2 separate regions of the Homo sapiens genome follow, and region 1 is linked to region 2. Evidence: read pairs that join two places in POLR2A ChIA-PET (ENCODE). Cell type or tissue: Panc1. All regions are shown on one strand. Region 1 overlaps ZNF573 (zinc finger protein 573). Region 2 holds the start of LOC107985301 (a long non-coding RNA gene).

Evidence for each region. Peaks named below come from ENCODE experiments on the same cell type or tissue, not always from the same donor. Only the 100,000 strongest peaks of a DNase experiment are listed, where the experiment ranks them.
Region 1: POLR2A ChIA-PET joins it to region 2 with 10 read pairs; 2 of 35 experiments call an interaction of 5 or more read pairs at or near these places.

What each region holds. Positions count from the first base shown.
Region 1 is chr19:37,739,942-37,744,941 of GRCh38, reverse strand. It overlaps ZNF573 (zinc finger protein 573), which reads left to right. Exons shown (of 5, transcript NM_001172690.2): 5 at 4,748-5,000. Among named protein-coding and RNA genes, the nearest start is that of ZNF607, 23 kb to the right of the region's middle. In Panc1, no CTCF peak of the experiment used is centred here; no DNase peak of the experiment used is centred here.
Region 2 is chr19:37,892,668-37,897,667 of GRCh38, reverse strand. It overlaps WDR87 (WD repeat domain 87), which reads left to right. Exons shown (of 6, transcript NM_001291088.2): 3 at 1,360-1,530; 4 at 2,212-5,000. It overlaps LOC105372395 (a long non-coding RNA gene), which reads right to left. Exons shown (of 5, transcript XR_935962.3): 5 at 995-1,028. LOC107985301 (a long non-coding RNA gene) reads right to left here and starts at 840. Exons shown (of 3, transcript XR_001753935.2): 1 at 813-840. In Panc1, no CTCF peak of the experiment used is centred here; no DNase peak of the experiment used is centred here; H3K27me3 peaks cover 362 bases.

The DNA of each region.
Region 1 (5,000 bases), 150 kb after region 2:
GGCGTGGTGGCGGGTGCCTGTAGTCCCAGCTACTCGGGAGGCTGAGGCAGGAGAATGGCATGAACCTGGGAGGCAGAGCTTGGAGTGAGCCGAGATCGCACCACTGCACTCCAACCTAGGAGACAGAGCGAGATGCCATCTCAAAAAAAAAAGTGTTTTCTTTTTCTTTTTTCTTTTTTTTTTTCTTTTTTTTTTTTTTTTGAGATAGGGTCTTGCTCTGTTGCCTGGGCTGGAGTGCAGTGGCGTGAACACAGCTCACTGCAGCTTTGGCCGCCTAGGCTCTAGAAATTCTCCCACCTTGCCCTCCCGAATATCTGGGACCACAAGTGCATGCCACCATGCCCAGCCAAGTTTTTAATTTTTTTTTGTAAAGAAGAGGTCTTATTGTGTTGCCCAGGCTGGTCTTGAACTCCTGGGCTTGAGTGATCCTCCTGCTTCGGCTTCCCAAAGTGCTGGGATTATAGGCGTGAGCCACCACTCCAGTCCCTGACTCTGTTTTTGATGTTTAACTGCTGATGACTCCTCTTTTTTTTTCCCCTTCTGTCTACTTCTGGGCCAGCTGGTAAAAAACCTAGGTGCTCCCTCCTTCTCATTCAAACCATGTGAACCCCATGCCATGAGCAGGAACACTCAGCCCAGCACCACACCCTAACCACCATGCAAACTCCAAGCCAGCCTCCTTTTCCTAATCTCTCAAGTTGTTTTATGACCTGCTTGGGAGCTGCTCTGCTCTCTAGAAAGCCTCATGATGAGAGTTATAAACCCTTTCATACCTTTTTGGTGTATCTGTGTGACATCAGTAGTCTTTTTTTTTTCCTTTCTTCTAAAAAAAAAACAGGATACATGGATACATGTGCAGAACATGCAGGTTTGTTACATAGGTATACGTGTGCCGTGGTGGTTTGCTGCATCTTTTGACCTGTCCTCTAAGTTCCCTCCCCTCACCTCCCAGCCCCCAACAGGCCCTGGTGTGTTATTCCCTTCTCTGTGTCCATGAGTTCTCATTGTTCAACTCCCACTTATGAGTGAGAACATGTGGTATTTGGTTTTCTGTTCCTGTGTTAGTTTGCTGAGAATGATGGCCTCCAGCTTCATGCATGTCCCTGCAAAGGACAAGATCTCATTTCTTTTTATGGCTGCATAGTATTCCATGGTGTATATGTACCACATTTTCTTTATCCAGTCTATCATTGATGGGCATTTGGGTTGGCTCCAAGTCTTTGCTATTGTAAATAGTGCTGCAGTAAACGTACATGCACATGTGTCTTTCTAGTAGAATGATTTATATTTCTTTGGGTATATACCCAGTAGTGGGATTGCTGGGTCAAATGTATTTCTGGTTCTAGATCCTTGAGGAATTGCCATACTGTCTTCCACAGTGGTTGAACTAATTTACATTCCCACCAACAGTATAAAAGTATTCCTATTTCTCCACAGCCTCACCAGCATCTATTGTTTCCTGACTTTTTAATAATCGCCATTCTAACTGGTGTGAGATGGTATCTCATTGTGGTTTTGATTTGCATTTCTCTGATGATCTCTGATGATGATGTTGAGCTTTTCTTCATATGTTTGTTGGCCTCATAAATGTCTTCTTCTTCTTCTTTTTTTTTTTTTTTTTTGAGATGGATTCTCACTCTGTCACCCAGGCTGGAGTGCAGTGGCTTGATCTCGGCTCACTGCAACCTCTACCTCCCGCGTTCAAGTGATTCTCCTGCCTCAGCCTCCCGAGTAGCTGGGATTACAGGCACCTGCCACCATGCCTGGCTAATTTTTTTTGTGCTTTTAGTAGAGATGGGGTTTCACCATGTTGGCCAGGCTGGTCTTGAATTCCTGACCTCGTGATCCACCCGCCTTGGCCTCCCAAAGTGCTGGGATTACAGGCATGAGCCACCGCAGCCAAATGTCTTCTTTTGAGAAGTGTCTGTTCATATCCCTTGCCCACTTTTTGATGTGTTGTTTGGTTTTTACTTGTAAATTTGTTTAAGTTCCTTGTAAATTCTGGATGTTAGACCTTTGTCAGATGGGTAGGTTTCTCCCATTCTGTAGGTTGCCTGTTCACTCTGATGATAGTTTCTTTTCCTGTGCAGAAGGTCTTTGGTTTAATTAGATCCCATTTGTCAATTTTGGCTTTTGCTGCAATGGTTTTTGTCATTTTTGTCATGAAATCTTTGCCCATGCCTATGTCCTGAATGGCATTGCCTAGGTTTTCTTCTAGGGTTTTTATGGTTTTGGGTTTTACAGTTAAGTCTTTAATCCATCTTGAGTTGATTGTTACATAAGGTGTAAGGAAGGGGTCTAGTTTTAGTTTTCTGCATATGGCTACCCAGTTTTCCCAGCACCATTTACTGAGTAGGAGATCCTTTCCCCATTGCTTGTTTGTGGCAGGTTTGTTGAAGATCAGATGGTTGTAGATGTGTGGTGTTATTTCTGAGGTCTCTTTTCTGCTCCATTGGTTTATATGTCTGTTTTGGTACCAGTACCATGCTGTTTTGGTTACTGTAGCCTTGTAGTATAGTTTGAAGTCAGGTAGCATGATGCCTCCAGCTTTGTTCTTTTTGCTTAGGATTGTCTTGGCTGTACGGGGTCTTCTTTGATTCCATATAAAATTTAAAACAGTTTTTTTCTAATTCTGTGAAGAATGTCAATGGTAATTTGATGGGAATAGCATTGAATCTATAATTTACTTTGGGTAGTATGGCCATTTTCATGATATTGATTCTTCCTATCCATTAGGATGGAATCTTTTTCCATTTATTTGTGTCCTCTCTTATTTCCTTGAGCAGTGGTTTATAGTTCTCCTTGAAGAGGTCCTTCACATCCCTTGTTAGCTGTATTCCTACGTATTTCATTCTCTTTGTAGCGATTATGAATGGGAGTTCATTCATGATTTGGCTCTCTGCTTGTCTATTGTTGGTGTAAAGGAATGCTTGTGATTTTTTCACATTGATTTTGTACCCTGAGACTTGGCTGAAGTTGCTTATCAGTTTAAGGAGTTTTTGGCCTGAGATGATGGGGTTTTCTAAATATAAAATCATGTCATCTGCAAACAGAGACAACTTGACTTCCTCTCTTCCTGTTTGAATACTTTTATTTCTTTCTCTTGCCTGATTGCCCTGGCCAGAACTTCCAGTACTGTGTTGAATAAGAGTGGTGAGAGAGGGCATCCTTGTCTTGTACTGGTTTTCAAAGGGAATGCTTCCAGCTTTTGCCCATTCAATATGATATCAGCTGTGGGTTTGTCATAAATAGCTATTATTGAGATATGTTCCATCAATACCTAGTTTATTGAGAGTTTTTGACATGAAGGGATGTTGAATTTTATCAAAGGCCTTTTCTGTATCTATTGAGATAATCATGTGGTTTTTGTCTTTGGTCCGGTTTATGTGATAGATTATGTTTATCGATTTGCGTATGTTGAACCAGCCTTGCATCCCAGGGATGAAGCCAACTTGATCACGGTGGATAAGCAACACAGTGAGACCCTGTCTCTACACATAATTTTAAAATTAGCCAGGTGTGGTGTTGTGCATCTGTAGTCCCAGTTACTTGAGAGGCTGAGGTGGGAAAATCGCTTGAGCTGGAAGAGTACAAGGCTGCAGTGAACTATGATTGGGCTATTGTACTTCAGCCTGAGTGACAGAGCAAGACTCTGTCTTGATGATTGATTGATAGCTAGATGGATGGATAGATAGATAAACAGACAGATAAAGATAGAGAGACAGACAGAGTTAGCAGGTACTGCCTTTCTAAAGAAAGAACATTTACTCTGAAACATAAAGGATGAGAAGGATTCAGCCTACAAAATGTCTAAGTCCAAGGACTCTTGAGCAGTTAAACGGTCTGTGGAAAGCATTAAGTGTTGGGGGAAGTTGTACAGTTGGCCCTTTGTATCTATGGGTTCTGCACTCATGGATTCAACCATCTTCAGATCAAACATATATTTTTAAATTGTGAGGGTACTGACCACATACAGGCTTTTTTCTTGCCATTATTTTCGAAGCAACAGTAGAACAGCTATTCACATAGCATTTACATTGTATTGGGTATTGTAAGTAATCCAGAGATGATTTAAAGTATACAGGAAGATGTTTATAGGTTATGTGCAAATACTATGCCATTTTATATCAGGGACTTAAGGCGTCGGTATCTGGGTTGGGTTTTGGTATCTGCAGGAGGTCCTGGAACTGATCCTCCACAGATACCAAGGGGCAATTGTACTATATTCCAGGTGTTGAAAAGAGGGACTATGATAGAGAATAGGAAGCAAAGAGCTGATGTTTTGACATGAGACCTCCTAGGTAAGCAGCAGTCCTTGGAAAGGGATTTGTATTTTATTTTAAGAACAGTGAAAAATCACTCGAGAAACTTAAAGGATGTATTCTTAAACACTGACCTGCATCTAAATCAGTGATAGGTTCAAAATAAAGATGTCAAGGTTTCTCTCCTCTCAGTTTTAATTCACTTGGTCTTTGACGGTGCCAATATAGCAGATTTGGAACAAGCTTGTCAAAGATTCTGGCCCCACCTAAATGTTACCTATGTCCTCAATCAGTAATTTCACTATCTTACGTAAACTCTCATACGTCTCTGAACTCTTTTTGGCCTTTTTCAAATTTCGTAACCATATTTTTGAATTCTATATGCCATTCACTTATTATGAATGTTGGTTTTTCTTTGTTGCATAAAGTTTCTTGTTCTCTGGTATAGAAATACAAATTTTTTTTGTTGTCCTCTTTTGTTTCAGATTTGGATTTACAGTGTGAGATAATCAGCTACATAGAAGTACCCACTTATGAAACAGATATATCCTCTACACAACTTCAGAGCATATATAAGAGAGAGAAACTCTATGAATGTAAGAAATGTCAGAAGAAATTTAGTAGTGGTTATCAACTTATTCTACATCACAGGTTTCATGTCATTGAGAGACCCTATGAATGCAAAGAGTGTGGGAAGAACTTTCGTAGTGGCTATCAACTTACTCTACATCAAAGATT
Region 2 (5,000 bases):
AAGTAATCTGCCCACCTCGGCCTCCCAAAGTGCTGGGATCACAGGCATGAGCCACTGTGCCTGGCTGAGAGATTTTTTAAAACAGGGGAGGAGGCACCAGAGAAAACAGTTGCCAAGCTCAGTTTTGCTATGGTTGGCTCTGCATACAAGGATCCCAGGGCCAGGCGTGGTGGCTTATGCCTGTAATGTCAGCACTTTGCCAGGGCGAGGTAGGCAGATCACCTGAGCTCGGGAGTTCAAGACCACACTGGGCAACATGGTGAAATCCCGTCTCTACTAAAAATACAAAGTATTAGCCGGGTGTGGTAGCCCGTGCCTGTAGTTTCAGCTACTCGGGAGGCTGAGGCAGGAGAATCACTTGGAACCCAGGAGGCAAAGGTTGCAATGAGCCGAAATCAGGCCACTGCACTGCAGCATGGGGCCACAGAGTGAGATCTTGTCTCAAAAAAAAAAAAAAAAAAAACAGGATCCCAGATGCATGTTTCATAGCACATGGTCTATCACCATGGGATAATATATATATTGTATAAATGCTTGTCCTCTGTCAAATTTAAAGGCCAGATAGGGTGTCCCAAGAGTCTCACTTAGTGCAGCTTTAAGCTTCAGTAACTTAGAGCTGCACTGACTTTGGGAGATTCCGCTATATTCCATGTGTGCGTAAGGTGATGTACTTGCCTGACTATTCTGTTAAATATTGTGTCTTTTATGGTACATGTACCTTCTACACACAAGCGAGAATGTTAGAGGGGGCTGGACTCAGTAGCTCATGCCTGTAATCCCAGCACTTTGGGAGGCCGAGGCGGGCGGATTACCTGAGGTCTGGAGTTCAAGACCAGCGTGGCCAACATGGTGAAACTCCATCTCCACTAAAAATACAAAAAATTAGCAGGGCCTGGTGGCATGTGCCTGTAGTCCCAGCTACTTGAGAGGCTGAAGCAGGAGAATCGCTTGAACCTGGGAGGTAGAGGTTGCAGTGAGCTGAGATCACGCTACTGCATTCCAGCCTGGGCAACAGAAAGAGACTCCATCTAAAAAACAAAACAAAAAAAAGAATGTTAGAGGGCAGGCATGGCTAACTTCATGTTGAAAAGAACATCATTTTTCCCTGTGTTCACACTATGAAATTTGCACACAGAGACTCTGCAGGGTTGTGTTCCCTCATGCATTGGGGGATTTGTTACATGCTTGTGAAGTATAGCTGTGCCACAGGTGATAAGTTATGCACGTGTGAGTGTAACAGGAGTAGGTCCTTCGGGTGGGAAGCATGACTTTGGGAACTGCTCCAACTGTGACTTGTGCGAGAATATATTTAGTGCCTCTGTGCCCTGGCCTCTTAGTTTATGCCACGCCTCTCTCCAGCAACCTTCGGAAGACCCAAAGAACTGCCTGATTGTGCTGAGTGACCGGTCCCAGGTACTGTTCAAAGAGTCTCGCTATCCTCAAAATATGCCGTGTGTATGCTATTACTTCAGTGATGCCCACTTCTTCGCCTCCCTCTCTTGGGTGACATCAAACACAAAAGAAATACAAGTAAGACTGCCTTTCTTACCCTTCTTGGCCCATTCTCCAAGAGCCATGCCCATATAACTGTTAGCCCAGATTGACAAAGGAGGATATTCCCCATGGATGAATGTGGTCTGGAACCAGAAATCTCTCCTCATCCTTTCTCCAATTATAGTCCCCATGTTGAGTAGGTTGTATGGTTCCCCCGAAGTAAACCAAGGTTAGGAAAAGGGTCCTAGGATTCCTGCCTCTACCGTATTTCCAATTCCCATCACCAAGGGATAAAATCACTTGAGTCCTCCAATTCCTCCTTAACATAAAACATGGGGAAATAAGGGAATATTCTGCCCTACCATCAGCTCTAGGCAGTTTCATCTTTTTTTTTTTTTTTTTTTTTTGAGACAGAGTCTCGCTCTGTCACGCAGGCTGGAGTGCAGTGGCGCAATCTTGGCTCACTGCAGCCTTTGCCTCCCAAATTCAAGCGATTCTCCTGCCTCAGCCTCTCGAGTAGCTGGGATTACAGGCACCGACACCACACCCAGCTAATTTTTGTATTTTTAGTAGAGATGGGGTTTCACCATGTTGGCCAGGCTGCTCTCGAACTCCTGACCTCAGGTGATCCACCCGCCTCGGCCTCCCAAAGTGCTGGGATTACAGGCATGAACCACCTCACCCGGCCTAGGCAGTTTCCTTCTTATTCTCTTCTAGGCTGTAGCATGGATGAAGAGCAAAACTGAGGACATGGTTGAGAAAAGAACATTCTCCATGACTGAACGATTGCCACCCATCCAGTCCATGGTCCATGCAGGCTCCTTTCATATCCTCGTGGTCTACTGTGGTGACCTGATCCTGCGACTCTTTGGGGACCACTTTCGGGCATTCAAACCCCTGGGTAAAGTGCCCTGCCGCTTCAACATCAGCTGCCTCTGCTATGACCCGGAAATGAAGATGCTTCTGTCTGGCATCCTGGGGGCAGTGGTGACCTGGGTCATTGAGCTAGGTGGCACGGGCCTCCAAATAGCCCACATGGTCTCCATGCCAGGTGATGAGCTTGTCCAGGACATCGTGCTGAATGGTCCCAGTGGCTCCCTCCTGGCCCTGTGTGAGACGGTGGTGAGGGTCCTTATGCACCAGGGCAAGGGCCAGCTGGGAGAGGTAAAGAGGTTCACGTCCACCAGCAGCGGCTCCTCCATCACCTGCTGCTTCACCTGTTTTGATCAGGGCTTTCTCTATGCTGGAAACCAAGCTGGGGAAATCCAAGTTTGGAGCCTCCAGCAGGGCCATCCACTCCACAGTTTCCAGGCCCATCAATCAGGAGTGATCTGTATCCGCAGCCGACCAGAGGCCCACACCCTGCTAACAGCTGGTAGTGACAGCCTAATCAAGGAGTGGAACCTGACTTCAGGGAGCCTGCTTCGGCGGCTAGAGCTTGGTGAGGAGCTATACCGGCTCCAGTTTATTGACAGCATTACTTTCTTCTGCCAAACTGCCCATAGTTTTTCCTTGCACCGCCTGCCCTGCTTCTACAGCCTCTTCAATGTCTGTGGCTCTGCTCCCCAGCAGTTGCGTCGGGTCTGCTGTGGAAATAACTGGTTCCGGATCCTGTGTACCACTGAGGATGGCTTGTTGCGCTTTGTGTCCCCAGTAACAGGGGACCTTCTGGTTATCACCTGGCCCTTCTCAATCCTGGACCAGGCTGTGGATTGGGCCTACGACCCAGGTAAAGAGGAGCTCTTTGTAGCAACAGGCAGCTCAGAGGTTCTGGTATTTGACACAACCCGCTGCCCTTGCCCAGCCAAGTATCTCTTAGGCACCTCACCAAATTCTCAGGACTTTGTACAATGCCTGGCTTATGGGCATTTCAACTTGGGGCGGGGTCTAGAGGGACTGATATTCTCTGGGCACCAGAGTGGTGTGATAAGAGTGCTCTCCCAGCACAGCTGTGCTCGATTAGAAAAATTCATGCACTTTGGCGCTGTACTGGCACTCTCCACGCTGTCTGGAGGGATTTTTGGTGGCCAAGGAAACTCTCTGCTCTGTTCCTATGGAATGGATGACTATGTGCACCTGTCAGAAGCTGTGCTTGATGGGGTCAAAGTACAACTGCGGCCTCTCGCCAGCATTCTCAGCAGCTGTCACCTAACACATCTGATACTCTTGCCCAAGTCTGTGGGTGCCATCACAGAGACAAACTGCCTGCGTCTCTGGAAGTTCCATGATTTTCTGTCCTCTGGGTCACAGAATGGCTTGAAATTCATAGAAACACTGCCTCTGCACCTGTGTGCCATCACATCCTTTGATGTCTGCCTCTCCTTGAGTCTTTTTGTCACAGGTTCTGCCGATGGCTCTGTTCGGATCTGGGACTTCCATGGCAGACTCATAGGCATTCTGGACTCATCACTGCACTTTGGCCCAGTCTGTTTTGCAAATGACCGGGGTGACCTGCTTGTGACTTTTAACCAGAGTCTTTACCTAGTGTCCTGTTTAAAATTGCTTCCCCCAGCCCTGCTGACTCGCCTTTCCTTTATGAGCATATCAGATGAAGTACTGGAAGTCCCTAAGCCTTTCATACCAAGCTTCTTCTTCTCCTTTGAGACCATGTTTGTGCCCAAGTACATCTACCCTGGACAAGCGCAACAGAAATTAGTGGGTCTGGAGAAACTTGTCAACAACCGGGCCATTGCCTTTGACCATTCTGTGCCACATGTGATAGAAGAAGATGAGGAAGGGAGCCCAGTGTTACTGCGTTCCTCCATGCATTATTCTTTGCAGGACATGGAAGATTGGATGCAGGTGAGCAAACGTTACCAATGCCATTATGTGCTTCCTCCCCAGCTACAACTGACTAGCTGGGATGGACTCAACCCCTATCAGATATTGCGATACTACTTTGGTCATGGGCGGGAATGGCTTTTTGCCCCTGACTGCTATATCCCCAATTCAGTGATTCGTGCCCGTCTTTGGCCAGAGGGCACCCCAATATACCTACAGTGCAACCTGCATGCACCCCAGCGGGAGCTGGAATGGGACAGGTCTCAAGAATTCTTTTTCTGGCACAGCAGGGTAAGAGCTATAAGTAATACAGAATATCCAAAGAATAAGGAGGAGGATGAACACTTCCTAGAAATGAGACTTTCCAAGGATGTAACCTACAGTGTCCTTACAGATGGAGCAAACCGAAGTTGGCTGGGAAGAAAGATGAGTGAAATAACCATTAATAGCATGATTGAGACAATGCTCAATATTATGGTCCATGCTTCCTTGCTGAAGTACCAGTGCTGTGTTGGTGCACTAGGGCAAATCTTTGCCTCTTACCAGGTGTCCCCAGCCCTACGCTCTGAGACAGCCCGTCGGCTACTGAATGATACAACCAATTCCAACCCGCTGATCCGAGAACTAGCTTGGGAAGGGCTGAAGCGTCTAGGAATGATTACTCATCTTTTTGCCATGCCTCTGGCTCAAGGATTAATGGACAAGGATGAAAGAGTGAGGATCAA